Regions from separate parts of the Homo sapiens genome. Here region 2 is linked to region 1. Evidence: chromatin loops called from intact Hi-C (ENCODE). Cell type or tissue: Calu3. All regions are shown on one strand. Each heading gives the region's core, and the rest is flanking DNA. Links, peaks and the distances in the headings are about the cores only. Region 1 has its middle 460 kb from the start of LINC01811. Region 2 overlaps LOC124909365 (a long non-coding RNA gene).

Region 1 (16,299 bases), core at 5,665-13,664:
TAAAGTTTTCCCTAAAACATCTCATTGGTATTCTATTTTAGATGGCATAGGCTTCATAAATTAATTTTGCAAGATAACATCTTTATGATATTGAGGCTTTCTAAGAATAAGTTATGTCTATTTTCCAAGTCTTCTTTTATATCTCTCAAAAGAGTTTTAAAGTTTCCTTCACATAAACCCTGAATATTTCTTCTTACGAGCTTTTTAAGTCTTTTCTTTCCTGGTATTATAAATGGGATATTTTCTTTATTAAATTTTCTGTTTATAGTTGACATATAGAAAAACCAATGATTTTAATATAAATTTTGCAAACAGGGAATTTTCTGAACTCTGTTTTTTATTTCTAATAGTTTTCAGACAATTCTCCTGAATTTTAATAGTACACAATCATATCGTCTGCAAATAAAAATAATTTTATGTGTTTCATTCTCACTTTCATAGTTCTTTTTTTCTCATATAACTATACTAGCTAAGACATTCAAAACAATAATACTGATGATAATCAACCTCTTTGACATCCTCTGGACCGAACCTACTTTTTACTTTAGTATATAGACAAGATTTATCAGAATTTGTCCACCCATCTACTTTTCTTTTTGCATTCTTTATGGGGTGGAAATATTATTAGGAGCATTGACAAACCATGCAAAGTCTTGGATATTATTGTACTCCTCTTTCTCTGGCTTACACATTTTAAAGACTGCTGTGTAAAACAGTACCATTCTATGTGTTTGATGGTGGCCAGTGCAGCAATAGGACATCTATTTTTGTTCATACTATGGTATATAGATGGAGGTTGTGATCTAACTTCTCTCTCTCTTATCTTACCACACATGGGCCATCCTGCAATTGACTGTGTGTCTATAAGGTGCCAGACATTTCTCTGTGGAATTTACATTCAGTAGCATATTTAACTCTCACACCAAGCCAAAGAAATAGTTGTTATTATCCCTACTCTACTGATGAACAACTTGTTTTAAGTTACATGGTTAATTAGTGGCAGAGACAGTACTTGAAACCTCATCTCTCTGTCTCTAAAGCCCACAGTCTGCTGTATTTCTAAATCTCAGGAAGGCTAAAATAAGAAGTATACAAAATTTTGGTTGGATGTAGAAGAAGGAGCAATCAATTTGGCTCAGGGAGGATCAAAAAGTGTTGATTATACTCTTAAGGATCTGCACTGAAAAGAATGAACAAAAAATTGATCTCCCACTATGATTCAGGAAGTACCCTCCACACCCCACAAGAGAAATAAGCACATCACAACCTTACAATAGTCCTCGATTGATTTTCCTCTGGGGGTTAGACAGTTCCTCAAGTTACAGCTTGGTCAATTATTACCAAGTCCAGGCTACTTTCCTTAAGAGTGAGCACATGCTCATAAGGTTCTTCAGGGAGGAAAAAAATTTGTTCTTATCTGAGGAAACTTAATTCAAGTTTTAAACTCATTTCTTCTTTCAAGCAGTTTCTACTGTAAACTCAATTATGTGGTGGGATTTATTGAAGCACAGAACAGAAAAGACATTTGCTCAGAAGTAACTCTGGGATATGATGTGGATTAGACCTGGAAAAAATAATAAATCATAAAGCTACTGAGTCCTGAAAACACTGAGCCATACTTGAAAGTAGTCTAAGACTTGAACAGGGTGAGTTACTGTTAAATGAACATGAATATGTCAAGAATGATATCTGAATTACTTCCCATTTCAAAAGTTTCATTTGCCTCCAATTTTTCTCTTAACTCTTTTTAACACTATTAAAAAATATTAGAATTTCCTTTCACTCCCTTTCATAGAAGAATAAATAAAAGAATAATTGAATTTCCAGGGGTTACTCAGGAAATAACTAAAGATCTATAATTAGAATCTATAATTCCTGATCAAAAAATCCTTTAATTCCTTGGGTGATGCTTGCATTTTATTATGCCTTACTATTAATAAAAGGATGCTGTGAATCAGAGGTTCATCATAGATTATCTTTTTTTATTCTCTCTATATCATCCAGCCCTCTGGAGCTTCTGTCCAACTAAGTTCTGTTGCTTTCACAAAAAGGCCAAGTCAAAAAGCCCTAGGGCAAAGATAGGCAGCTGGAGAACCTTACCATAATGCTCACAAAAGATTACATAATCAACTCTTCATTTCTGTCAAGAAAATTCAGTGGTTGTTTCTTTATCACTTCCTTAGTACTGGCATTATTATATTGTGGTTCAGAATACTTGAAGAAAAGTCTGGCATACGACCTTCTCTCACAGAATGTGTAAGCTAATGTATAATCAGTTCTCTCTGAGATGCCCGGCTGCCAATGATTCTGTCTTGGTGGAATAAAATCCTGAACATAATCAGAACTACCACTTTTCCATTCTAGTGGAAGATTTACAATTTGGAAACTCTGGCTAAACACCTTTCTATCCACTAGGTTCTAGAGACTGTGCAAAACCAATCCTAGGAAATTTATTTCTGGGCAAGTCAAAGGTGAGTTTCCCAGTATACACTTAGCTTTACCATCTCTCATCAGGACTAAGCTCCAAGCCTGCCAAAGGTCTAAATTCCTACAAGTACCAGACTAATTTCTTGCTGTTTTCTTTCCATTTTTACTTATTCATATCTTCTCATTCCCTCAAGTATTTTATTATATTTTACCAAATGTGTTCTTTCAAAGAGCCTCAAATCCTATTATAAAAATGTGTGATAAGAACAAAAAGATACATAGAAAATTAGATCAAGATATTAGTCTGAGAACAAATGCTTAGATCTTTTGCTTCCCTAGAGAAGACATAAAAAATGTAATAGACCAAACAAAATTATAATACTAGCAACAAACAAAAAAGATTATCTTCAGTGAATCAAATTGGTTAAAGAATCTATGAGAGTAAAATGCAGAAACAATCAGCTTGACAAGGAAGACCACAGATTAAAGGACATAAAGAGAAAGAGACAGCTTCCAAGGGCAGAAACACTATTAGAAATTCTCCAAATCAAAGGTAAAGGATGCAATAAGCATATATAGAGAGAAATATATGTATATAAATATATATCTATTTCAAATATATATGCATATAATATATAAATTTACTTCCACCAAAATTCATCATAATTCTCAATAAATATATATTGATTTAATGTAAATTAATTAATTTAAATGTAATTAATTTAAATGAATATATATTGAGAATTATCATGATGAATTTTGGTGGAACTAAGTTTACACCAGTTTTTCTTTCATACTTTGGTGACACAAACTTTAGGGCAGAGATGTGGATACTTGTATGAAAGAGGACAAGAAGTGTCAAGGTGAGTGGTGACACCCAGAAGGAACAAGATCATGCTCCCTCCAAACACAAGCCACTGGTGAATGACCCAGATAAGCTTGTTCCATGCCATTCTCTAATTAGTGGAAGCAGGCTACAGCATGCAAGAAAAGTGAAATCTCAGAAAGAATGTTGAAACAAAGTCAAAAGCAGTTGAAAAAAAATCAAAATAAAAAGACATTTGCAAAAATTTAGAGTACAACGTAATGGAATCAAAAATGTAAATAAATTTTTATTTATTCAAGTATTTTAATAAATATTTTATTGTTTAAATAATATTTAAAAAGATAATACATAAAAATTAGATTTGCTCTAGAAAATATTTTTAGGAAAGACCTTGTTAAGCAAGGCATACAACTCAAAAGCCATAAAGGAAAATATTATTGAGCTTAACTATATAAAAATTATAAAAATTTTTTAGTGTGGGCATCATAAACAGTATTAAAATAAAATGGAAGGGAGAAGAAAATAATTACAACATATATAACAAAGAATTCATATGAAGACTATCTAAAGAAATTCTGCAAACCAGTAAGAAACAAAAAACCTAAATTCTCAGCAAAGTGCCTAAGAAACTTATGAAGAGGGATACAACCTAACAAATTATCAGAGAAATAACAATAGAAACAATGAGATACTATTTTTTGCCTCTGTAGATGAGAAGTAATTACAAAAATACACGGGAAAACTCTACTGCTCCCATGGTATATGAGCAAAATATCAGAGTAAGCAACTTTAAGCTTCTTCCTTTCCACAGAAACATTGAGAACCAAGCAGAAACTGTCAGAACTAACTTTGCTAGAACTACAGAAAACAGTTAAAGATTTGTAGCAACTCAGTAAGTACTAAATCAAGTAAAGGCAACTATTAAATGGTAGAAAAGCTTTGTGGCATTTAACTTACTTCATTCTCTCCCAAGCTCAGCAGCAGTCTTGAAGATTGCAGGCCAAATTCCTAGTGTGGAACCTAGTCTGTGTTTCCAGGGAAAGCAGAAAATACCTTATTCACAGATTATTCAATATGTCTGTCCTAACTTGCCTGGGGGATACCTGAAGGATTGACCAAAGGTGTCATCTCTGTTTTGCCTAACATGGGAACTTATTCAGGAAGGAAAGTTGGTGAACAATATTTGAAAACATTGTAAGGCTAATGAAAAACCAACAGTGGCCTGTGACAAAAGATACAATTGAGACATTCAATAAACTATCAAAAGCATGGGAAGAAAAGCTAGGGAGAGTTTATTTGGAAAGTTAGGGCATTCAAAAGCACCCAGGTACACTAGAGAATTTAGAAAGCCACGAACATGTCCAGGGCAAGACCTCATAATTAAAAAAAAGTACTGAAAAGAGGCTAAGCTTTCATATCTATCATATATTTAGGCTCAGTGCAGTACCAGCTGAGTGTTGAAGGAGTGTTCCAATACAAAGCCGATATGCAAAGACTGGGAGAGATGTTTTTGCTCGTATGGCTCATCATGTTAAATATATATATATATATATATATATCTGTCAAAGCACTTTCTAAACACAAGCTAAAATAAAAGAGGCATAAGGGACCCCCAAACGACAAAAAAAAAAAAAACAGACTTTGCACAAATGCTGCGGTTTGGGAAAGCCAATCAACAAATGGATGACCACAACTATCAACAATCCAAAAAAAGCAAACTCTAGAGGAGAGGGAGCTGATTTACACAATATGATATTTACAATACAATATTACCACAATATGATACTCAAATGCCCAATTGTAAACAAACAAAAAAAAACACAAAGTATACAAAGAAACAGGAAGCATGACCCATTCAAGGGAACAAAATAAATTGACAGAGACTGCCCTTGAGGAAACCTAGACATTGGAATTAGTACACGAAGATTTTGTCAAATATCAATATATTCAAAGAACTAAATTGGAGATAGAGATGGACAAAAGCCAAAGGAAATAAGAAAAAAAGATATGTGAACAAAATTAGAATGCTAAAAAGAAGATTGAATATCTCTCTCTATATATATATATCTACTGATATATCTATATCTACTGATATAGATATATATGATATATATATGATATATATGATATAGATATAGTATATATAGATATACTGCTATATCTATATCTGTATCTATATGTACTGATATAGATATAGATATGCTGGAACTGAAGAGTTCCAAGAGTACCATAACTAAAATAAGAGAGGTTAAGCAGGTAGATTTGAAGAGTCAAAAGAAAGAATCATGAATTTGAAGACAGCAAAGTTGACATCATCCAATCTGAAGAGCAAAAAGAATAAATAAAGTAAAAAGCCTATGGAACCTATAGAACACTATCAAGTACACTAACATGTGCATAATGGGAAACCCAGAAACAAAGAGAGAGAAATGTGCATAAACAATATTTGAAGGAATGGCTACAAACTTCCCAAACCTGATGAAAGGTTTAAATCTATAAATTCAAGAAACTTAGTCCCTCCACTCTGATAAACCTAAAAGGATCCATCCTGAGATGTACTCTAATCAAAAACAAAAACTACAAGAAATTCTTGAAAGCAGCAACAGAGCAGTAACATGATCACATATGACAGACTTCATAAAATTAAAAGCCAATTTCTCAACAGAAACCATGGCAGGAGAGACAGTGGGATGGCATATTTAAGGTGCTAAAAGAAAGAAAAAACCTGTCAACCAATAATTTTATATCTAACAAAACTGTGCTTCATATGGAGAGAAATGAAGACATTCCCAGAATAACAAGAGCTGAGGAAGAAATGGCAAATGAGTAACTCTAAGAATGTAATTTGATTCTTTATGAATAAATAAAGAATTTCAATAAAAGCAACTAAATGGGCAAATATAAAAACTAGTATTCTTATATTTTTGGTTTGCAATTCAAATTTATTATTTTCTAAATAATTTAAAAGTCAAATGTATAATAATAATAAATATATATTATTAGGTATACAATCTATAAGATGTAATTTTTGACAACTACAACACAACAAGGGGGAGAACAAATATGTATAGGAGCAGAGTTTTTGTCTGCTATTGAAGTTATGTTGGTATTAATTCAAACTATATCCTATAAACATAGGATATTAAAGACAGCCCCCATGGTTACTACAAAAGTAAATGTGTATTTTAAAATAGACACAAAAAGAACAGAGAATGATTCAAAATACTTTACTACAATCAACTAAACACAAAGAAAATGACAATAGAGGATATGAAGGACAACAAAGGTAAAAACCATAGAGAAAATAAATGGCATAATGGCAGTTTTTCCTTACCAGTAATTAATTTAAATGTAAGTGGATTAAGCACTCTAATCAAAAGGCAAAGATTTGTAGAGTGGAATTTTAAAAAGGATCCAACTATATGAGATCTATAAGACATTCACTTTAGATCCAAAGACGCAAATAGGTTGGAAGTGAAAGGATTGAAAATATGTTTATGCAAATTATAATCAAAAGAGAGCTAGAGTAGCTATACTAAATTCAGAAAAATAGACATAAGCAAAACTTCTACAAGAAAGAACTACACTACATGTTGGTAAAAGGGTCAATTTTTCAAGAAGATATAACAATTGTAAATATATATGCATCAAATAACAAAGCCCCAAAACACATGAAGCAAATGTTGACAAAACCAGAGGAAGAGATAGGCTTTTCTAAAATAATATTTAGAGACTTTATATACCCACTTTAAAAAATAGACAGAAGATCTAGATGGGTCAATATAGATCAAAAATACTACACTATACTATACTATTAATATATATCACCAGACCTAAAAGACATATATAAAACATTCTTCTCACCAGTAGAAGAATACACATAAGTGCATATGGAACATTCTCCAGGATAGTCTGTATGTTAATCCACAAGTCTCAATAAATTTTAAAACGTTGAAATTATACAGATCATCTTTTACAAATACAATGAACTAAAGTTAAAATTATTAACAGAAGGAAAACTGGAAAATCCACAAATATCTGGAAATTAGATAACATAGCCTTAAATACCCAATGAGTTAAAGAAATTCAAGAGAAATTAGGAAAAAATTGAGGTAAATAAAAATGAAGCACAACAGAACAAAACTTGTAACATGTATAGAAAGCAATGCTTAAAGAAAAATGTATAGCTATAAGTGCTCACATTAAAAATCATCTCAATAGTTTGACTTTACAACTTAACAATTTTGAAAAAATTTTCCTGTAAGCCAAAGCTAGCAAGGAAAAAAATAATAATAAGGTAACAGTGGAAATAAATGAAATAGGTAATAGAAAAACAATAGAGAAAATCAATAATAGCAAACTCTGGTTCTTTGAAAAAAAAATCAACAATTTGACAAACCCCTAGCTGGATTGAAAATAAAAAGAGAGGTAGTTTATGCAAACAAATAAAATAAGAATGTAAGTGGGGACATTTTACTGACTTTACAGAAATTTTTAAAAATCATGAGGAAAAAAGATGAACAATTATATACCAACAAATTAGATAAACTAGATGAAATGAGAATGGTCCTAGAAATGTACAAATTAATTTAAATGACTAAAAAAGAAATTGAAAATATCGGCAGACCTGTAACAAATAAGTAGATTTAATCAATAATAATAAAATAACCCTCTGAACAAAAACAGTCAAGGACCCAAAGTCTTCACTAGTAAATTCTAGCAAACATTTTAAAAAGCATTAAGACCAATTCTTTTCAAACTATTTAAAAAAATGAAAAAAGAGAAAATGCTTAACTCATTGTATGAGGTCAGCATTACCAGAATATCAAAGCCAGATAAAGACATCACAAAAAAGGAAAATTACAGATAAACATTCTTTATGAATATATATGCAAAAATTCTCAATAACATACCAGAAAAAAAAATTAAACTGCATATTGAAAGAATATGAACAAGTAGAATTTTCCCCAGGAATGAAAAGTTTGTTCAACATGAGACAATCAATCAATCCAACGCACCACAAAAATAGAACAAAGCAGAAGAAAAATCATAATCACTTCAATCGATGCAGAAAAAGGCATTCGGCAAAATTCAACACGCTTTCATGATCAAAACTTTCAGAAAATTAAGAATATAAGGGGTTAGCCTTAACATATGAAAGGACATTTCCATTTACAATAGCATCCAAAAGAATAAAATTCCTAGGAATAAATGTAACCAAGGACGTGAAAGATCTGTACACTAAAAACTGCAAAACATTGCTGAAAGAAATTAAAGATCTGAGCAAATGAAGAGACATTTTGTATTCACAAATTCAACAATCTAATACTGCTAATATGCCAATACTGCACAAAATGATCTACAGAGTTGATGAAGTCCTCAAATTTATTTGAAATTGCAAGGAGACCTGAATAACCAAAACAGTCTTTTAAAAAAGAACAAAGTTGGAAGATTCATACTCCCCAATTTCAAATTACTGCAAAGCTCTAGCAATCAAATCAGTGTTTTAGTGGCATAAGGAGAGATATACAGGCCAAAGGAAAAAAAATCAAGAGTCCATAAATAGACTCATACATCTATAGCCAATTGATTTTCAGCAAGAGTGCCAAGACCGTTCAATGGTAAAAGGAGAATCTCTTCCACAAATTGTGCTGGGACAGCAGAGTTAAAGAATAAAGTTGAATTTCTATCTCACACCATATATAACAATTAACTCAAAATGATTCAACAACCTAAATTTAAGTGTTAAAACTGTAAGCCCTTAAAAGAAAACATAGGGTTAAATCATCATAATCTTATATTAGTTTAAGATTCTTAAAATATGACACCAAAAGCTCAAGCATCAAAACAAAATATAGATAAATTGAAGGCTGCATCAAAGTTACTAACTTTTTTTCATAAAAGGACATTTTCAAGAAAGTGAAAAGACTGGCTTCTGGTTCCATAATGGCAAAATAGAAGCAAGTTGGTTTCACTACCCACCACAGAAAACCAAAAACTAACATACAGCACCAAAATCATCACTAGCAATATTAGACAATTCAAATATGAAGATGAGACACTTCCCAGGGCCACGGAGAAGTGAGAAAACTCCAGGTAGACAGTAAAAGAATGTAACCTGCATATCTGTGATGTCCCTCCCCCTATTCTGCCAAGCACCAAGCACCAGGAAAATTTTCGTCCAACTCACAATTTTTAAAAAGGACAAAACGTATTGAGGTGGACGGCCACCTCAAGACGGTGTTGTACCACCATCTTGAGTTTGCTGGCAGGAAATCTGCTCATGCCTTAATCCACAGGAAGCATCATGAGTCCCTTAAGCATCACTGAGGACAGGGAAGACAAAAAGAGAAGATGGGACTACCATCCCCAGTCCTAGAACTTCTGCTCTATAACTCAGTCAAAGGACATGCCCAGTCAGAGTGGCTGTTCAGCATCACCACGCTGTAGATTTATTCCATAAGTCCTCTGGACACAAGCCCCTTTCCAGTTTTCCCACATTGCTGGGTATCCCCTTCCTGAGCTTCCGCAATGAGGAAGGCCAGTGCTCCTATCCTTTACTAGAGCTGAAGTGAACCTGGGCTTAAGATGCCACCTAGAGCCAAAAAGGAGGCAATGATCTAGTGGCAAACAACATCTAAGCAAACATATTTAATAAAAAACAAAATCAGCCAGACAGAAGACTGGAATAAATAATTAATCCTTCAATGCAAAGACATAGATATATGTCCACAAGAAACAACAGCAAACAGGGAATCATAATCTCCCCAATTAACAAAGCAAAGAATCAGTGACTGACCCTAAAGAGACCGTGATATGTGGGCTCTCTGACCAAGAATTCAAAACTGCAGTTTTAAGAAAACAGTGATCTCCAAGATAACACAGAAAAATAATTCTGAAATTAATCACAGAAATTTAACAAAGAGATTGAAGTATTTTAAGAAGGCAAACAGAAATTTTGGAACTTAGAAAATACATTTGCTAGACTGAAAAATTCATTAAAGGATCTCAACAGCAAAGTGGATCAAGCAGAGGAAAGAATCAGTGATCTTGAAGACAGCCCATTTAAAAATACAGTGAGAGGAGAAAAAGAAAAATTGAAAAGCAACAAAGATCACCTACAAGATACAGAAAATTAGATCAAAATACCAAATATAAGAATTAGTGGTGTTCAAAAAGGAGTTGAGCAAGAGCACAAAGTGGAAAGCTTATTCAAATAAATAATAAGAGTACACTTCTCAAAATTCAATAAAGATTTAAATATCCAGGTACAGGAAGGGCAGAGAATACCAACAGATTAGACCCAAATGAGACCGCCCCAAGCCTAAATTAATCAAATTCTTAAAAGTCAACAACAAACAGAAGATACTAAAAGCAACAAGAGAAAAGAAGCAAATAACATATAAAGGAGCTCCAATTCATCTGGCAACAGAATTTTCAACAAAAAGCATATAGGCCAAGAGGGAGCAGAATGATATTCTTGACATTTTCGAAGTGCTGAAAGAAAAGAATTGCCATTCAAGAATACTGTATCCAGCACGCTTATCCTGCTAATATTAAAGTGATATAAAGTCTTTCCCAAACAAATAAAACTGAGGGTATTCACCATCACCAGATTTGTCTTACAGGAAGTGCTAAATGCTAAAGGAAATTCTTCGATCTTAAAGAAAAAAATAAATGAACTTTAAAAAATTGAAGGTATAAAACCCACTGGTAAAATTAAACATACGGACAAACTAAAATACTCTGATATTTGAATTGTAGTGTGTAATCCACTTATAATTCCACTATGAAGCCCAAAATGCAAATATATCATTTTGCTATAGTTATAGAAACCTATTAAGAGATACATAATAAAAAATAAGTTGAAACAACTAAGAGTCAAAATGTGGGGGTACGATGTTAAAGGGTAGAATATTTTTCTTTTTTATTTCTATTATTTTCTGTGTGATCTAAGATAAGTACTCATCTCTTTAAGACAACTTGTTATGTTTATGTTTTTTATAAGTCACATGGTAACCACAATGCAAAACCTATAATATACTCACAAAAAATAAATAGCAATGAATTAAAACATGCTACCAGAGAAAACCACTAATCACAAAAGACAGGAAGAAAAAAGAAAGGAAGAGAGAAGTTACAAAACAACCAGAAAACAATCCAGAAATGACAGTAGTAATTCTTAATAATAACACTGAATGTTAATGGACTAAATTCTCCAATAAAAAGCTATAGAGAAGCTGAATGAATAAGGAAAGAAAACCCAACTATACGCTACCTACACAAAATCTACTTCACCAATAAAGGTACACATAAAGTGAAAATGAAGGGGTGCAAAAAAAATGTATTCAAGGCAACTGGAAACCACTAAAGAGCAGGAGTAGCTATACTTAGATAAAATGATGATTACAAATAAAAGTCTATAAAAACAGACAAAGAAGGTCACTATATAATGATAAAAGGGTCAGTTCAGTAAGAGAATATAACAATTATAAGTATCTATGCACCCAACATATGAGCTCCTAAGTATATAAAGCATGCATTAATAAATTTAAAAGGAGAGATAGGCTGCAATATAATAATGATAGGGGACTTTAACACCCTTGATATAGTTTGGCTGTGTTCCCACACAAATCTCAATTTGAATCGTATCTCGCAGAATTCCCACATCTTGTGGGAGGGACCCAGGAGAATGTAATTGAATCATGTGGGCTGGTCTTTCCTATGCTATTCTCATGATAATGAATAAGTTTCATGAGAGCTGATGGTTTTATCAGGGGTTTCCACCTTTGCTTCTTCCTCATTTTTCTCTTGCTTCCAATGTGAGAAGTGCCTTTTGCCTCCCATTTTGATTCTGAGGCTTCCTCAGCTATGTGGAACTGTAAGTACATTTAAACCTCTTTTTGTTCCCAGTTTCAGGTGTCTTTATCAGCAGCATGAAAACAGACTAATATAACCCTATGTTCAGAAATGGCCAGAATAGCCAAAGTTATGCTGAGCTAAAAGAACAAACCTAGAGGCATCACACTACCTGATTTCAGAATTTATTACAAAGCTATAGTAACTAAATCAGCATCATACTGTCATAAAAACAGATACATAGACAAATGAAACAGAATACAGAACCCAGATATAAATCCACACATTTATGCCAACTCATCTTTGTCGAACAATGATGAAATGGGGAAAAACAGTTTCTTTAATAAATTGTGCTAGGAAAACTGAATATCTATATGCAGAGAATTAAACGGAAACACAATCTTTTATTAGACACACAAAAAAATCAAATGAAAATGGTCTATACATTTAAATCTAAGACCTAAAATTATAAAACTACTAGAAGAAAACATTTGGAAACATTACAGGCCATTGGTCTGGGCAAAGATTTTCTGTATAAGATCTCAAAGCACAGGTAACTAAAGCAAAAAAATAGAAAAATAGGATTATATGAGGCTAAAAAGCTCCCATATAGCAAAGGAAACAATCAACAGTGAAGAGACAACCCACAGAATGGGAGAAAATATTTGCAAATTACCCCCCTGACAAGGAATTAGCATCCTGATTATAAAAGGAGCACAGATATCTCAATAGCACGTGCACACACACACACACACACCCCTATTAAAAATGGGCAAAAGTTTGCTGAGCATGATGGCTTCCAGCTTCATCCATGTCCCTGAAAAGGACATGATCTCATTCTTTTTTATGGTGGCATAGTATTCCACGGTGTATATGTACCACATTTTCTTTATCCAGACTATCATTGATGGGCATTTGGGTTGGTTCCATGTCTTTGCTATTGTAAATAGTGCTGCAATAAACATACGTGTGCATGTGTCTTTATAGTAGAATGATTTATATTCCTTTGGGTATATACTCAGTAATGGGATTGCTGGGTCAAATGGTATTTCGGGTTCTAGATCTTTGAGAAATTGCCACACTGTCTTCCATGTTGGTTGCTCTAATTTATATTTCCAGCAACAGTATAAAAGCATTCCTATTTCTCCATAGCCTCACCAGCCTCTATTGTTTCTTGACTTTTTAACAATTGCCATTATGAGATGGTGTGAGATGGTATCTCCTTGTGGTTTTGATTTGCATTTCTCTAGTGATCAGTGATGTTTAGCTTTTTTTCATTTGTTCGTTGGCCACATAAATGTCTTCTTTTGAGAAGTTTCTCAAAGGAAGTGTCTGTTCATATCATTTGCCCACTTTTTATGGGGTTGTCAAAACACAGATACTTTAAACAACAACCATTCATTTAGTTCACTACTCAGTGGATTAGCAATTTGGGCAGGACTCAGCTGAATGGTTTATCTGGTCTTCTCTGCATTCACGCATGCATCTCTGCATAGCTGTTAGGTTAGCTTAGGCTGACTGGACTCAGATGGTCCCAGCTGAGATGGCTTGTTTCTAGTCTATATGGTCTGGCAACTTCTAGTAGGCTAGCTTAAGATGTTTCACCTGATAGCTGGGCAAATTCCTAAGAGAGGAAGCAGAAGAATTCAAGGTCTTCTGAAGTGTAGGCTTGGGACTCGCACAGCATGACTTACGCATTTCATTGTTGAAGCAAGTTCCAAGGTCATCCCAGGTTCACAGAGTAGGGACATAGATGTCACCTTTTGTTGATAGAAGCTAGAAAATCACATTATAAAGGGGGTGTTGATATAGGAAAGGAATAATTATAGCCATTTTTGCAATCACTCCACTAACCCATTCTTCAAATTAAGCAAGAATCAGAAATTGAATTTCTATCCTGTATCTGGGATGTCCTAAGAGGTGTGATTAAAATGCATCTTTTTATTCTTACTTAGTGTCTACATGTTCTTTGTGCAAATTTTTCTCTATGCACCTATGTAAAATACATTCTGAGATTTATGGAAGGTGCCAGTACTCCAAATTCTTTTAATTCAGTCCAGCAGCTATGATCTCAGAGCTAAAAATACAGAAATAATAGTTCAGTTTTTACCTATTAGTGGCTCAGAGTCTCTCCAGAAACCTCCGTGTAAAATGCATCCGAGAAACACATATGAAGAAGAGATTCATTTTTCTTTGGTAAAAAGATAATTTGATTAGGAGTTTAAAAATTAGCTAAAACTTGGCAGACCATGAAAGACAGGAAAGGTAGTCCAGGTAAACAGAATAGGATGGTAAAGGATAAGAAACTGCAGCAATACGAAGCATACTCAGCAAAGAGTGAGTATTTAGTGTGGAAAGCTAAGTTGGAAGAGTACAAGGAGTTGTGGGAATGGCTGTAGATTCATTCTCACCTAGGGCGGAGCACGGGAATCCTCCCACCATATGCAAAAATGTCTGAGTAGTCTCCCACACCTCACTCTGATCACTTGTTTTATTAATGAAATAATTCATAGCTAAGACTATACAGTATTTAAAATTCACAATTTTAGAATAATGCTCTCTATGAAGTCAGAAATGCTTTTTGTCACATTTTTCATCGTTTTTTCATTGCCTTCTGCAGCAGAATAAAAATATTGTTTTCCTTATATTTGCTTTTCAATATTGGACACCCTGAAATTAAATTATCGGCTTCAAGTTAGAATGATACTTTTTTATAGCACTTCCTGCACTCACTTCATGCCATAGAATTTATTTTTCTCCAGAGACTCGTTTTTTGGTGTAAAATTGAATTCTGGCACAGTCTTGATTCTTATTGATGAGATTCTTTGTTAACTGTTGTTCATCCTTAAGATATTACCTCATTAAATACTGGAAGGTTAACAACTGAACCTTGTTTGCCTTGAGTAAATCATACTCAATTTTCTGGAGCTCATTGCAAACAATCTGCTCCAAAAGAGCTAATTAGGGCTGAGAATACAAACGTGAGTCTGGATGGCACTGTCTGCATAGTCTCAGTTACAGACTTCTTTTTCTCCTTCAAATCAACAGAATCATTGTGTAAGTCAATCTCCTTTTTTTTCTCAGAAGGGAAATGTATGCTGAAGGTGAGAATCCATGCACTGTGGCATTCTGATGGCAATGATGGCTGCAGTGGCAGAATGTGAGCCATAAAATATATGAAAAAAAAATTCAGCTTCCTAGAGCTGTACTAATGGTTACTGGCAAGTTCATAAAGGTGCTGGAACTGCCATTCATTTGATTGAGAACTGCAGTGTAGAGTTTCTAAGTGCAGCTCAGTTAGAAACATTCTTCTGCCTCCCCCACCACCACACACAACTCTGTGTGTGTGTGTGTGTGTGTGTGTGTGTGTGTGTGGTGTTTGGGAAGAAAGGTAGAGACTTGTCAATAGATAAAAGTAGTTCTTGTCTCATGTATCGGTTGTATCTTGCTGCATAATGAGCACCCAAAATGCATGGCTTCATACAACATTTTATTAGTGCTCTTGTATCTGTTGAGTAACTGGGTAATTCTACAGAACTTGGCCTGGCTCAGATCACCTAATCTGGGCCCATTCGTAAGTCTGCAGTCACATCCTTGGTTGAGCAGAGGCCAGACTCAGCTTGGGTAGGGGAGGGTTCATCTCTAGTCCATATGGTCTTTCATCCTTTTATAGGCTAGCCTGAGCTTATTAGCATGGTGGCTCAGCTGAGTTCCAAGGAGGTGAACAAAAGCATGCAAGTCCTAGGCCAGGCGCAGTGGCTCACACCTGTAATCCCAGCACTTTGGGAGGCCAAGGCAGGCAGATCACAAGGTCAAGAAATCAAGACCATCTGGCCAACATGGTGAAACCCCATCTCTACTAAAAACACAAAAATTAGCTGGGCGTGGTGGCACATGCCTGTAGTCTCAGCTACTCAGGAGGCTGAGGCAGGAGAATTGCTTGAACCCAGGAGGCAGAGGTTGCAGTGAGCTGAGACAGTGCCAATGCACTCCAGCCTGGGTGACAGAGTGAGATTCCATCTCAAAAATAAATAAATAAATAAATAAATAAAAGGAAGCATGCAAGTCTTCTTGGCCTAGAGTTGGAACTGGCACAGCCTCCCATCTACCACATCTTATTGACCAAAGCAAGTCCCAGAAATAGCCCAGATTTAAACAGTGGAAAACAGACTTAATCTCTTAGATGC
Region 2 (16,299 bases), core at 5,185-13,184, 64 kb before region 1:
TCATTAAACTAAAACATAACTTACTTTTTAAATAAGTTGTAAGTAATATCTTCCTTACTAGAATTCTGAAGGTAACATTTGCTTTCCATTACCACAGTTCACATTTGATTGTACTGGCAGGAAGTCAAGATTCACAGAGCCCCCTTCTGTATAACCAAAATTAATTAATATACAGTAAGAATAGGAGGTCCCCCTGGCACACAACATTAAATGATGCCAGTTAGAAGCAAATATTATGCTGAGTTCAATGTGTATATTTCAGAAGAAAGCTGGAGAAAGCAATTTCAATCCATACACTGGGTGGCTTAAATAACAGAAAGTTATTTCTCACAGTTATGGAGGCTGGGAGTTCATTAACAGTGTGCAGGCGTGGTCCAATTCTTGCGAGGTATCTCTTTCTGGTTTCTGTTGAGATGGCTGATTAGGTTTATAGCTCATACCCACAGAAATTTTTTTTATCAAATAGTTGTTCAGCTACACACTTGAGGTTATCTTCCAAACAAATTTTCTCAATTTTTGCAATGTGCATAGGCTCAGAATTTTACAAATATTTTTTGGCAATTCCTTCTTCAATTTATTTTTAACTTCTCACATTTTATTATGAACAATCATGAGGAATCAAGTCACTCCTTCAATGCTTTGGTTAGAAATGTCCTCAGCTAAATATCCAATTTCATTGCTTGAAAGTTCTATCTCTTATAAAACTTTAGAACATGAATACAATTCAGCCAAGTTCCTTGCCATTTTATGAAAAGGATTGCCTTTTCTTCATTGTCTAATAACATGTTCCTCATACCTGTATAAGATATCACTAGAATGGGCTTTATTGTCCACATTTCTATCATTATTCTGTCTATGACTACTTATATATGATGTAAACTTTCTCTACAACTCCTTTCTTCTGAGCTCTCATCATAATTGTCCTCATTGTGTACATTTCTATAATGTACCTCAAAACTATTCCAAGCTCTACCCATTACCTAGTTCCAAAGCTGCTTCCACATTTTTAGGTATTTGTTAAATAAGCACCCCACTTGTGGTACCAATTTCTGTGTTAGTCAGCTAAAACTGCTACAGCAAAATACCATAGACTCCACAACTCAAAAAAAAGGCATGTATTTCTCACAGATTGGGACACTGGAATTTCAACATCAAGGTGGCACCAGATTTGGTTCTTGATAAGGGTCCTCTTCTTAGCTTGAAAACTGCTGCCTTCTCACTGTATTGTCACATGGCAGAGAGAGAGAGAGAGGGAAGAAGGGAGACAGAGATCAATTTTTTCTTCTTCTTATAGGAACACTAATCCCATCAGGGGGGCCCCACCATCATGATTTTATCTAAACCTAATTACTTCTCAAAGCCCCCCCCCAATATGATCATATTGGGGTTAAGACTTCAAAATATAGTTATTATAATTAAAATTATGAGTTATATATAGATAGATATGAGTTAAATATATATATATATAAATATACATATATGAGTTAAAATATCAGTTAACTATAATAACTAGTGAGTTAAAATGTCAGTTATTTCCATTTTTATTCTTCATTATTGAGATAACACAAATGTCAAAAGAGTTGATGATGCATATCAATAACTATTTATTTCAAAAGATATTACTTATATACAATGAAACCTATATTTCTTTGCCTAATAGCATATTAACTCAATAAATTTTTAAGTTTTAATGACAAATAACTAAAATGTTAGGAATATCTTCTTATATAATAATTACAACATGAAAGCTAGGATGCTCACTATTAAATAGTAATGTTTTGTATTTCTGCTAGAATATCTAACATTATTCATTTTTCAATAACTCACATTTTCCTCTAAATTCATCATTTTATATATATATATATATATATATATATATATATATATATCCACCTTTTTTTAAAGTAACCTTTTTAAAATTGTAGAATTGTATGTCAGGTTTTCATTAAGTACAGCCCAATTATATTGGAAATAAACAGAAAGTGACTTCTGGTTTCATTGAAGAGGACTGGCAACATAGAATGGTGCTGGAGATAGCACCAGGAAATGCTATTAAACCCACTCAGATTGACAAAATAGTTTCACTTGGGTCAGGAAAGATAAAAGTCTTTCAAGTATAACTTAAGCAAATAAGATGAGGGCAAAATGTACAGTAGCTGCAAGTACATCAATGAGATGAGTGTGAGCCAGGTGGAAGAAACAGGTCTGCACCAGAGAATGCTAGGAAGTCGATAAAAGTATGAAGAAGCAGATAATCTAGCCTTTTGGAACTCAAAATGCAATCAATAGACCACCAGCAGCCATGTCACCTGAATTCGTAGGCACCACTCCAGAGCTACTGATTCAGAATCCACATGTAAACAAAACAAAATCCCCAAGTGACACGTATGTAAAGTTTTAGTTTGTTGTTTGGTTCCTGCTCAGTGTTACCTGACAGGCTGCCTCCGTTCTCTGCTATTACAGTATTCATGACCTTGGATACTCATGTCTTTTGTCTACTCTATATTTTTTGTCCAAACGACTTCTTTTTGTTCACCCTAATTATACCTATTTCTTCTTTTATCAATAGGTATATTAAAATCTCATTGAAAACTTAAGATTGACACTCTGAATAAAGGTGAATTAATAAAATGATAAAATAATCCAAAGCTACAGTGACCAAAATATGAAGCCAACATATTAAAAGATTAAAAATAATTTTGTATATATACACATACATAGGGAATATATATATATTCCCAATGTGACCCAGTGAGCCTCGAGTACATATTGAAAAATGCATTTTTGAAATTATTGAACAAGAAAGTAACAATAGTTGTATTACCTTGTTGGAGCTGTAACAAAGTACCACAGACTGGTCAGCTTAAACAACAGAAATGTATCATAGTTCTGGAGATCAAGGGTGTCTGCAGGGCTGGTTTCTTCTGAAGCATCTGTCCTTAGCTTGCAGATGTTTATCTTCTATGTCTTTACATGGTCTTCCCTCGCTGTATCTGTATCTTAATCTCCTCATAAAGATGCAAGTCATATTGAATTAGGACCCACCTAATGGGTCCTGATGCCATTTTAAGAAGACCTTTAGTCAAATTGGGTTCAGTGTATACTGCTCGGGTGATGGGTGCACTAAAATCTCACAAATCACCACTAAATAACTTACTCATGTAACCAAATACCACCTGTTCCCCAAAAACCTATGGAAATAAAAATAATAAATAAATAATACAAATAAATAAATTAATATAGTCTGTAAATTCAAAAAAAAAAAAAGCCTTTCACAACCCAAAATGCAATCCATAGACCAGCAGGAGCAGTTCTAAAAGAACATCAGAACTTATTTCTCCTAATTGTAACTTTATACCAATTGACTATCCTCTTCCCATTCCCTCTTCCCCCTCCTCTCCTTAGCTGATTTGATATTAGAGAATGAATATATGTACCAAAATATCACACTGTACTCCTTCAATACATATAGTTATATGTCAATTTAAAAATAAAATAACAAAAAGAAAATATATATATAAATGTCAAAAATAATTAAGCGCACTACACGATATCAAGGCTCATTATATAGTTACAGCAATTATGACAATGATATTGGCATAAGGAGATACAAAAGGACTCTGAAACAGAATAGAGTGCAGAGAACCACACTTACATGGCTCTCTGTCAATTGACTTATGACAAAGGGAATATTACAGAGCAGTGGCATAAGTGTGGCCTTTCCAATATGGTACTGGATGAACTGAATATCCTTGTTGAATTAAAAAAAAAAAATCTTGGTTCCCTACCTCAAACCATTAAAAAAAAAAAAGCTATTACAGATGGGTTGCAGATCTAAATGTGAAATATAAAGAAATTATTTTAGGAGAAAGCATAGGAGAATATCTTTATGTCTTTGATATAAGCAAAGATTTTTCAAACAGAAAAAAGATGTGCAAATCATAAAATCTGATACACTGAATTTTATTAATATAGTTCAATTTTCAATAGATACCATTAAGAGAGGAAAAAGGTAAGCCACATAGATAACATAATTGCAATATATCTATCTGAAAAAGGGCTCTTATCTAAAATATATAAAAAATGTTAGAAGTCAGTCCAAATAGGTAATTAAATAGAAAAAATATATACAAAAAGTTTGAATAGAAACTTTACAAAAGAGGATATCCAAATGGTCAGTAAGCATGAGAAAATGTGCTGAACTTTATTAGTCATCAAGATAGAGCAAATTAAAACCACAGTGAGATATCATTAGCCTCCCATCCAAAAGCCTAAAATAGTAAGAACAACAGAAAAAAACAGTGTTTAATATTTCTAAGATTCTCCAAGTTTTTTTTTTTAGTATACTTTAAAATCATGAACCGAAATAATGGGAAAATAAGGTTGCATTAAAATCTTCACATTACAGAAATCATGTCCAATATTTCTAATTCATAATGTTAGATTTAAAGTAGCACTGTCAAACTCATGTCCAAATTGATTTTATCCATGGAACTAATTAAAATCTGATTAAAATCAGATTCTTAGCATCAAAGTAAGATAATAGAGCCACCTGTTTGGCTGCTAAGTTATTGATCAAGTCAGCAGAAGATCAACTCCATGTCAAATGCAAGTTACTGTAGACTACACTTCTCAGTATAACTGGCATAGTAATTTAGATTATCAGCCTCAATTAGCTTTTTAAAAGTATGTGACTGTACTGTTATAAAATCATTTTCATTTGAAAAGGAATAGGTTTCTTGGACTTTTCTCAAACATGTTGTCATTAAATGGTTATTTTTAAAATTTAGCCCAGAAATTAAATGGTATCTTAAAGTCAAGTGAGTTATCTTAGGCAGGAAATTTTATACCCAAATCACTCTGAGGGTGCTAGAAAGATATTGTGTTATTGTCTGTCCTCACATCAACCTGGGTATAGCAATCAAAGATACCTGCAAGTAAGAGTGGTCTGCTCTTAGAAGACCAGAGGCTAGTTTCTCTGAGGTGTTTTGGTTCTGTTGAGCATAGGACAACCAAAGAATTGAGTGCTGGTGATCTAGATGAAGAGAAATGGCATAACTGCCTAAGACATTTACCAAGTGGAAATTATGGAGGATTCTCAGACACATATGTAATATGAACAAAATGTGAGGTAAAATTGAGTCAGCTATCAAGAGCCACGAGACTTTGAGAAAGCTGAAAAACATTTTCATTCAAGTGTTTTATTGCTGTGTAAGAAACCACGCCAAAACTTACCAGCTTATTTTCTCACAATTTTGTGTGTTAGGAATTCAGGAAGGGTAAAATGGAGCATCTCATCTCTATTCCAAGCTGCTTGGGACCTCTCCTGAGGTAGCTTACACTGACAGCTGCTAGCTGGGATTGCTAAATTTAGGTCCTATGTCTGAGTTCTCATTCTAGCTCTCAACTATGTTTCTCAGTTCTCTTCCATATGGCTTCTTCATGTGACTTTGGCTTCCTCATAGCATGGTAGTTACAAGGTTCCAAAGAGGACTATCTCCATTGTGCAAGGCTTAACAAAAATCTGCTGACACGATACTTGCTAATGTCAAACTGGTCAAAGCAAGTTATACAAGCCCACAGTGGAAATGGAAGAGGACAATACACAGCTTGAATTCCACTTCATCTGGAGGGAGTGGTATGTTTGTAAATATTTAACAATCAACTCTTCAGGAGAAACAGCTGAGATTTGTAGCATTTGCCAATTTCCAGGTTATAAATACTCCAAGCATGGCCCTTTAAAACTACCAAGTGACAAGCCAAAATGACAAAATATAGAGTTGGGACAAGATGTACACAATTGGCTTTCATAAGCTAGTACAAGTTGGCTCTAGCATACCACTGTCTGGAAACTTAAGCTGTGTAAGCACATAATGGGGACCAATACCTAGAAGACCAGCAAGATCAGAAACACCACTGATGAGATCAAAACACCTAGAATAAAAAGTGAAGATACTTTAATTTCACCCACCTCATCTATAGGCCCCACATTTTGGAGGAGGGAAGTAGAAAGAATTTTAATTTTGAAGGCATGAACATTAACATATTTGACCTATTGCATCTAACTCAGCTCAATGGGTTCAACTAAAATATAGTATTCCCTGTGCCCTAAAAAGTAATACAGATCGAATCAATTAGAGAAAAGTACAACAATTTTTTTAGATTGGCTCTCACTATGTTGTCCAGACTGGCCTTGAACTCCTGAGCTCAAGGGATCCTCTTGCCTCAGCCTCCCAAATAGCTGAGACTACAGGCACATGCCACCACACCCAACTACAAAATTATAATTTAAATGAGGAATTTTATTAGAATATAGTGTTGTGGGACAATCAAAGAATGGAGAGACCAAAAAACGTTCAGGAGGGTTTATTAAATTAAGGTGATCACTGACTCAGCCAGACATATGTCCAGAAAGTCTGAGCCTCAAACAAAGTGCTTTTCCTACTTTTAAACATCTTAAGGTGGGAACTACATGAGGCAAGAAGCAAGTTACAGAAGCAAGAAACATAGGCAGCATTACAACATTTCTTACATCTTGAGAGAAACATGTCTTGCAACCTAAACTTATCGGTCTTGTGACCCTGCAACAGTGCAGGAACTCACTGGGCCTGTAATAAACATTGAGGAATGTGGAGCTGGGGAGTATAAATAAGGTCCACTGTCCACAGAGAGAAGACAGGCTGTTAGTATTCTCTTTTAACTTGAGTGTAAGTTGGGGGTCACATTTGCAGCAACTTCAAGAGGATTTTAAAATTTCTATTACTACTACTATTATGTTATAGTTGATTTCATTAATTCCTTCTTCATTACTCCTTTTTGGTGCTCAACACAAATGTAAATTAGTAAAGAGCACAATAGTTAGCTACTTCTTCTTGAGTGGGTACATACTCATCTTGGGATACTGGTTGGTACTTTTGCAGAGCCATTATTCGGGTGGTGGTATGTATGTCCTTGGAGGCTCTGATGCTGACTGTCTTGTCCTAGATTTTTACAGATGGTCCCAATATTATTTAGTTTACTGAGATGTACAGCTTGGCAGGCATCAAAATATACAGAGACAGGCCCTTTATGTGAGTAAGGGAATACGTCTGTTTTGTTTACAAGTTTACAGACCCCGGTTTCTGTGAGGTTTGTATATGATGGCATTAGGGGTTCGCCAATTTGGACTTCAAACCAGAAGTCACAGGGCAAGAACTCTGGGTCATAACATACTTGGAGCTGCCCATTTCCAGGATCACAGACCAGGTAACTAGTCTGGTTATAGACACAAGTTCCTGTAGGAGTCCCTGTACACTCATAGTAGGTCTGGTATAACAGAGTTTTAGAAGCTGGTCTGGAAAAAGTGTGACTATCATACAGTGATGACAGGCATCCTGGTCCCCTTTTATAACCATAGGTGAAAGTGTCAGTGGCTTCAGTATTACTAATATAATTAAACTTACTTATACTATGCACGGGCACCCTTCTGGATAACAAGTTTGGCAGCATTTGCAAAGATATCATGACAGCAAAACAATCAGTACAAGTAAGAATATAACTATGTTTGTAAATTTAATCCACATTTTCTTGTCTATTGTTGACTTCCTCAGGCTTTGGCTGTGCATAGACTAGTCAGCTTCCAGTTGTGTGACTAGAACAAGGCTCCATGTTTCCTCAAGCTTCAGCCATGCATGGACCGACCAGCCTCCAGTGTGGTCGGAGCAGGGCAGTTGTCCTTGTCAGCAGCAGCTTGGTTTCACTGCAGGATCAGCCGTGTCGGGTGGTCTGGGTTTTGTTGACTGGTCCACTGGTCCTGGGAGGTGGCTACTGCTGGTTTCAGCCAGCTATGATGAACCCAAGGTGTGATACCTGAAACTTTAACAGCAGTGGGGGTAGACAAGATCACAATATGGGGACCATCTCATAAAGGCCTTAAAGTGGATGGGTTCCATCATTTGATCTAGACAGAGTCTCCAGGTTGGAAGTGATGTACTGCATCTGTGAGGCTAACAGGTATCCTTTCTCTTACCCACCCTTGTATTTCCTGCACGGCCTCACCTAAGGCTTGCATTTGCCTTCTTAAGGTTAATCCCCCAATTTCTTTTAAATCTCCTTTTATCTGAGTTATGATAGGGGGTGGTCGGCTGAACAATCTCATAGAGTGAATACCCAGTTAATTTAGTAGGGGTGCACCTGATTCGGAGAAGGACCATGGGCAGCACCTGATCCCACCTTAGATGAGTTTCTTGGCAAAACTTCTTTAACAGCTGTTTGAGTGTCTGGTTCATTCTTTCAACTTTTGAGAACTCTGTGGGCGATAGATAAGCTGTTGGCAGTTTCCATTTGATTTTTAACATCTGCGTTAGCTGTTGTACTATTTTTGCCACAAATGCTGGGCCATTGTCTGGTCCTAAAGTTAGAGGCAGTCAAAATCTAGGAATAATGTCCTTTAATAAGATTCTGGTTACTTCCCGAACTTTCTCTGTCCTGGTGCGAAATGCCTCGGCCCACCCTGAGAAAGTGCAGACAAACATTAGAATGTACCGGTAACCTCTGGCTCGAGGCAGCTAGGTAAAGTCCACAAGCAGGTTTTCACAGGGTGTAGCTCCAGTTTCTTGAATCCCTGGGGGCCATGTTGGCCCCTGCTGTGGATTGTTTTGGGCACAAGTTAAACATTGCTCACAAAGAGCTCGAGTGATGGCAGTTAGGCACGGCACATAGAAATGCCATCCTACACGAGTCTCTAATGCGGTTTTTCCCATATGCGTTTCTTGATGAAATTGCTTTATGAACTGGGGAGCTATTGTTTCTGGGATGGCAAGTCTCCCATCTGAGAACTTCCACAAACTTCCTTTCTGGTAACTTCTGCTCTCCTGCTCAAACCAAGCCTTTTCATTAGAGGAGTAGTTAGGGGGTTCTGTAAGGGGAAGCTCCAGTAAGGGCGTGGTAAGGGTTTCCTCTTCCTTCTTAGTTACGTCTGTCATTGCAGCTCTTTTGGCTTCTCTGTCCACCTTTCTTTTTCCTCTAGCCTCATCACCTCCTCCTGTTCGATGCCGTTTGCAATGGATGACTGCTACTTCTTTTGGAGCCCATACAGCTTCTAAGAGCTGCTCTATTTCCTTTTTATTTTTGACTTCCTTTCCTTCAGTTGTTAATAATCCTCTTTCCTTAGATATGGCTTCATGGGCATGCAGAGTGGCAAAAGCATACCTTGAGTCAGTATAGATGTATACCGACTTTCCTTTGGCCAAGAGCAATGTTTTATTGAGAGCTATTAGCTCAGCTCTTTGGGCCAAAGTTCCAACCGGCAGAGGGCAGGCTTTGGCTACTGAATTCAGTGTTACCACTGCATATCCAGCCAGTCTTCCTTCAGATACGAAGCTGCTTCCATCAGTAAAGTATTCAACATCTGGGTCCTTTAAGGGCTGGTTCTTTAAGTCTTTTCAGCTTCATCCACTGTTTCCACAAAACAGTGATACCCTGGGCCACACAACGGGACTTTCCATGCTCCACCCATTCTATTGGCAGCAGTGTGGCTGGATTTAGAGCATTCACAGTCTCCAAGGTTATATACAGGTTTTCACACAAAAACCCTTGATATCTTAACATCCTAGTGTTAGAAAGCCAGCCATGACCCTTCTGCTCCATCAGGGTGACGACTGCATGGGGCATCCAAATTATTAAACTTTGTTTAAATGTGAGCTTGTTAGCATCTTCCACTAACAGGACAGTGGCTGCCAATGCCTTGAAACAGGGTGGCCATCCCATAGCCACCAAGTCCAGTCGCTTGGACAAATATGCCATGGGCCGATACCATGACCCTAGTGTTTGTACTAAGACTCCTGTAACTATTCCTTTTCTTTCATGGACATATAGGTAAAAAGGCTTTATCATGTCTGGCAGTCCTAATGCTGGGATCTGGATCAAAACCTTCTTGATTTCTTTGAAGGCCATGTCCTGTTCTTTCCTCCACAGGAGGGGTTCCTTTTCCCCCACTTTGGTAGCCTCATACAATGTTTTTGCCAAGAGCGAGTAATTTGGAATCCAAATGCAACAGAAACCAGCTGCCCCTATAAACTCCCACACTTGTTGTCTAGTGTCAGGTCAAGGAATGCCGCACACAGTCCCTTTTTGCTCAAGTCCAAGCTCATACTGCCCTTGAGAGATGTTAAAGCCAAGATACCTTGCTCTTTGGCCACAGATTTGTGCCTTTTCCTTAGATACCTTATAGCCAGCCTTCCACAGAACACGAAGGAGGCTTTCTGTGCCTTGAAAGCACTCTTCTTTTGTGGGTGCAGCCAACAATAAATCATCCATGTACTGAAAGAGGACACAGCGGTCACTTGGTGGCACGAAAGCCTTCAGGTCTGAGGCTAGTGCTTCCTCAAAAAAATGGTTGGGGAGCATTTAAATCCTTGGGAGGCCTGGTCCAAGTATACTGTGATGAGCTCCACTCAAAGGCAAAGATGCCCTGGCTTTCAAGAGCTAGTCAAATGCAGAATAATGCATCCTTTATGTATAAGCACATAAACCCAGCAGCATCAGCAGGAATTTGCCCAAGCATTGTATATGGGTTGGGCACAATGGCATATAATGTAGCTGCAACCTTATTTACTGCCTGCAAATCCTGTAGTGGCCGGTAATCCCCAGAGGGCTTTAACACCAGTAGCAATGGAGTGTTCCAAGAAGAGGCACATCTTTCTATTATCCAAATTTAAGGAGCCAGTCTATATGCTTTATAATCCCATGGGTGGCTTCTACTGGCATGTGATACTGACAGATTCACACTGGGTAATTGCCCCGCAGCAGTTCCACCACTACGGACGCCTGATTTATGGCTAGCCCCAGGGGATTGTCTTCTGCCCAGACCCCTGGCAGCTTGAGAAATAATTCCTCATATATTGCCTCATTTCCCCACTGTCAAAATGCATCTTTACAAATTTTGCGTCTCTCATAGAGTCTCCATTCCTCTCTTGTTGGGACAGTAAGGGTCATTATCATGGCTTTTCTTTGACCTAGGTTTAGAGTCATGTCCCCTTCTGGTGTAAAGATTTGTCCTTACAATTTCTGGAGCAAGTCTTTTCCTAACGAGGGCACTGGACAATTTTGCAAATATAAAAATTCATGTTGGACTTCTTGTCCTCCAATGACACACCTTCTGGATTGACAGAAAGGCCTTTTCTCTGATAGTCTGGTTGCCCCAACTATAGTAGCATAGTTTTTAAAAAGCAGCCCAATGGGCCATGTCACCACCGAGTGTTCAGCACCTGTATCTACCATAAAGTCCATCTGTTGGCCTCCCACTTTCATGGAGACCAGGGGTTCCTGGAGGCCTAGAGAGATGGATCCCAGTCTGTCTCAGTCCTTATATTCCTCAACTCCTGCTAAGCCAACCAGATCAGCGTCTGGCTTTAGAACAATGGCTAGAGGCTGCAGTCCTTGGCTGGGCATCAGGTCCCTGGCTGCTGCTTTCTTCCTTTTCTCTTTCTGGACATTTATCCTTCCAATGCCCTTTCTGTTTGCATCTCATACATTCATCCCTCTCAAGCCTAGGCCAGCCTTCAAACCCTGGCCTAGCTTGTCCTCTCCCGTGACCACATCCATGACCATGTCCACGTCCTCTCACAAAACCAGTCTCTCTTTCAACCAGAGCAGCAGCCAACAAATCAGCCTTTCCCTTGGCTTATGCACTTTGCCCCTTTCTTGATTTCCTCCTCTTGATTAACAAACACCTTAGTAGCTACTTGAATGAGCTGGATAATATTCATACCCTCAAAACCTTCCAACTTCTGAAGCTTCCATCTAATGTCACCTTGTGCCTGGCCCACAAATGCCACATTAACCATGCATTGATTCCCTACAGCCTCCAGATCAAATGGTGTATAAAGCTGGAATGTTTCACAGAGTCTTTCATAAAATTCACTGGGACTCTCATCAGCCTTTTGGCATACGTCTGAGACCTTTCCCATATTCATTGCCTTTTTCCCTCCAGCCTTTATTCCATTAAGAAGTGCCTCCAAATACCTCTGCAGGTTTTGCAGTTCTGCCTGGTTGGATCCCAATTTGGATCTGCTTCTGGGAACCTCTCCTGTGCATACCACTTGACATAATTTTTGCCTTCAGATGCATTGCTTTCTAACCACTGTAAGGCTCTCTGAGCAACTCTCCCGCATTCTTCTGTATTGAACAATGTTAAAAGTAGTTGCTGACAATCAGGCCAGGTAGGGTTAAGAGTCACAAAGATGGACCGCATCAAGTCCATGAGGGCCTGGGGCTTCTCTGCGTAGGAGGGTGTATGCTGTTTCCAGTTAAGGAGGTTAGTGGTGGAGAAAGGCTTGTAAACCAAAAGGCATTGCTCTCCTTGTACTTGACCTTATTTAGCATGATAAATTTGGCTTTTTGTCTCCTGGAGAAACATCTGCATGGCTTGGGTGCGGCCGGATCTGAGACAGCCTGCCCCGTCACCTTGAAGTGCTTCTTTAGTCTTTATAGGTAGGGGGCTCTGACTCTTCCCTGCGGGGTGATGCCTGAGGCTCACTCTCCTCTGAACTTGATTCCTCAGGGGCCGCTTGTGCAGCATCTTGCCTTGGCCTTGCTAGAGATGGATAGATTGGGACATAGAGAGGTGGAAACTCCCTCTTCTCGGGCAAGGCCTGCAGAACAGGTTTTTTATGTTTTCCTTAAGGCTTTTCCTTTCTTTCCACCATCCCTTTAGGTTCTTTTGCTACCTCAGATCTGGCACGAGCTACCAGGGTCTTACAGGAAGTCTCATAACAGGCTTGTAAACACTTGGGGTGAGTTTGAATGATGCTCAGCCAGGAGTCAATGTATGGGAACGGGTCCAGGTACCCAGGCTGTTCTTTGACTCTGGTTATGACCCTAAACACAAGGCCAATTATCTCTCTGTCTATCGTTACTTAGGCCAGCCACCCAACACTAAAAGAAGGCCAATCTATTTCACAGAGAGTTCTCAATCTCTGAGGGGTTAATTTAACTCCATAATATCCATTAAAACCTTTCTTGAAATTCTCCAACATCCACTCCAATGGAGTAGGCTTTGATGCTTTTCCTCCCATTCCACCCTTTGTGATGCACTTTCACTCTCACTTTCACTCCTGGACAGACCAGACCAGGTCCTATTACAGCAGGTTCAGACTCTGCTTAGCCAGGAGCATGCCTGTCACAGCTAGCTGCAGCTATAGAGCTGGTCCTATGGGCTGTATGCAGTGTCATAGGTCTGGTTTTTCCCACACTTGCCTTGGAGCACACAGTACACACTAAGAGATCTGTGTCTCCCCACATCACGCCCCACATTGGTCTCTCCCAGGACCATCTCTTTCACTCACTTTCACACACCTCCCCATCCCTGAAACAGTTTTTCTTTCTGACCGACTCACGAGCCCCACCCACATCTGGTGTCGGTTAGGGTGTGAGTTTCATCCAAATCAATGGCCTTCTCCAACTGTCCCAACCCCCTCAGGTCAGACTAGTCCTCATACCCTGGCAGGTGATCAGGCTCCCCTTCCATCTTTATGGGACAGGTCTTGCCTTAGGGCCAAAACCTTACCACGGTTCAGATGTCTATGTGCTGCTCCCGTGACTGTCCTGCAACCCTTTCTACCAGTTCCATTTGTGCTGTCGGGGGAGGGCTCTGGAACGAGGGAGGGACATTCCCCTTCCAGGCTGAAACTCTCCTGGTGGCACCAAGGACCCCAGGTCTCCTGCATCGTGGGGCTCTAGCCCACAGGCAAAGAAGATAGAAAATAGGCCATCTCCAATCCCAAACGGGCCCGCAGAAATATTATGGGACAATCAAAGACTGGAGAAACTGAAAAAGGTTCAGGAGAGTTTATCAAATCAAGGTGATCACTGACTCAGCCAGACATACATCCAGAAAGTCTGAACCCCGAACAAAGGACTTTTCCTACTTTTAAACATCTTAAGGCAGGAACTACGTGAGGTGGGATGCAAGTTATAGAAGCAAGAAAAAAAGGCAGCATTACAACATTTCTTACATCTTGAGAGAAACATGTCTTGCAACCTAAACTTATCAGTCTTGTGACCCTGCAGCCAGGCAGGAACTCACTGGGCCCATAATAAATGCTGAGGAATGTGGAGGTGGAGAGTATAGATAAGGTCCACTGTCCACAGAGAGAAGACAGGCTGTTAGTATTCTCTTTTAACTTGAGTGTAAGGAGGGGTCACCCTTTGCAGCAACTTTAAGAGGATTTTAAAATTTCTATTACTACTACTATTAGGTTAGAGTTGTTGATTTCACTAATTCCTTCTTCAATAGAGTACTTCTTTTGTGAAACCAAGGGCCAGTCTTTAAATAAAAATAATTTCTATTTGAGCAGGTTGGGAGGAGCAGCAGAAAAAAGATCAATTACCTCTCTAAGTAATGGTAATTAATAATTCTAAGGAAAGGAGAAAGTACTGTACTTACAGTAAGACAGTAATATAACCCTTTTCTTACTCATTTTGGATTTAGCTAGGATTTATGTCTCAAACCCTAAGGCCTGGAACACCAGAAGAGGTGTTAGGCACACACTTGGCAATGCCTGACATTTACCACTTAGCCTTAGGGCCTGGGAGATAAAAGGAACCAGTGAAGAATGTGACACAATAGTGATCATATGCCCAAACTAGGGAAATGGCCACTTCTCTACTTGTTTTTTGCCTAATGGAATGTGTGCTTGTGTTGTTTGATATTCTGTATTTCAAGAGAACCTAGACACACAGATGTTTAAGTGAAATCTCTAGAGCTTCCACATATGTTCAAGATCTCTCCCTCCTTTCTCCTTTCCTGCCTTCCTTCCTTTTATGTACCTTCCTTCTTTTTATTCTTTCTTTTTTACTATTTAACATCAAATAGGTCAAAGTTAAATGCTGAAACCAAGCAATTATGCAAATTTAAGTCAACTGGTTTGTGATTTCTGGTTGAGATAAAACTGTGCCTGAGAATCCACCTCCAGGGTTCTAAGAGTTGCATCTATTGTTGGACTAATGTCTATGAAAGTTAACAAACACACATGCCCATAATCTCATTGAACTGGTAGGAATTAAAAATTAAACCCAGGTCCATGCAACTTCATGTCCAGTATTATTTCTACTATGCATTTTGGATCTTAGGCTATAGAAATAAGATCTACCTACTGTCATCCAAAGGAAGCATAAAAACATGATGTTTTATATGAATACAAAACTTTATATATATATATAGTTATGATCACACATGTTTAGTTAATGTATTAGGCACCCTGAATAGAAGAATTTTCATAATAAGATTGATAAGATATATTCTGCATCAATCCTACATTCTTTGTTAAATAGAACCACACAAAATTCAACAATGACACCCCTCTGGAATCTTGGGACCCCCAGAAGCCCTGTAGCTGAATGGCAAACAGAATGAGGCTGGTAATGAGTTGCATTGGGTGAAGTCCCTGCCCCAATATTTACTAAAAATAAAATGTTCAAAGGTGTCTCAGCCTTCTTAAGCTTCATTTCCTTTATAAGATAAAGAAATAATAAAAATAACATTACCTATCTCAGAGTGTTAGTTAGAGAAAAACAGAATTATAAATGTAGAGACTGCAACAGAAGATCTAGTGTATACTATGCACTCAAAAAATAAATAACATAGTTATTGACATTATTTTATTCTAGAACTTGTGGGTCAGCTTGTGACAAAACCCTCAAAATTTTGATTAAAAACTTAGAAAATTATCTTTGGCACTCAAATCACAGGCAGAAGGTGATAAAACGTTTTACTGCTGCTGCTTTCTATTCTGATTTACTGCTGCAAACAAACACCCCTCCTCCCCCAAAAGAAAAAAAAAGGTCTATGAGGAACCTCTGTGAGGAGGTAATTGTGTGAATTTGTGTGTGTGTGTGTGTGTGTATGCATGATAGATATCTATACTATATTTTAGACTAAATTCAGAAGTTTTCTCATTTGCATATAGAGTATATTTCTATCTGCAGGAGGCCAGTTGGACCCTGTCTGTATTTGGAAACCATTTAGGGAAACTCTAAGTCAGCTTAAAATGTCAAACAATTCTTTGTGGCTCAATGGGATTATAGGCTTTTTTTCAAAAATTTCTTCTTTGCACTTTTTTTTTGCATTTTTCTTTCTTAATGAACATGTAATATATTTAAAACTAAAAAGTTTTAATTTAAAAGGAAAATAGCTCAAGAATTTTATAATATTCATAAGTATTTAGTGATTTTTGATATGACTAATAAAATCAAATAAAAATATATTAATATTTGCAAGTACTTTTGAGACATTATTGGCTTTGAGAATTTGATCAGAAT

The links. A loop is a pair of places that touch in the nucleus more often than their neighbours do. Peaks named below come from ENCODE experiments on the same cell type or tissue, not always from the same donor. Only the 100,000 strongest peaks of a DNase experiment are listed, where the experiment ranks them.
Region 2: a loop joins it to region 1, with 13 times the contacts of the local background. A loop is called at or near these places in 5 of 110 quality-filtered maps.

The regions. Positions count from the first base shown.
Region 1 is chr3:34,613,717-34,630,015 of GRCh38, reverse strand. No RefSeq gene overlaps it. Among named protein-coding and RNA genes, the nearest start is that of LINC01811, 460 kb to the right of the region's middle. RefSeq lists a silencer at 9,695-9,918. In Calu3, for the core only: no CTCF peak of the experiment used is centred there; no DNase peak of the experiment used is centred there.
Region 2 is chr3:34,677,043-34,693,341 of GRCh38, reverse strand. It overlaps LOC124909365 (a long non-coding RNA gene), which reads right to left. Exons shown (of 3, transcript XR_007095867.1): 3 at 15,878-16,299. Among named protein-coding and RNA genes, the nearest start is that of LINC01811, 530 kb to the right of the region's middle. In Calu3, for the core only: no CTCF peak of the experiment used is centred there; a DNase peak (open chromatin) is centred at 9,301.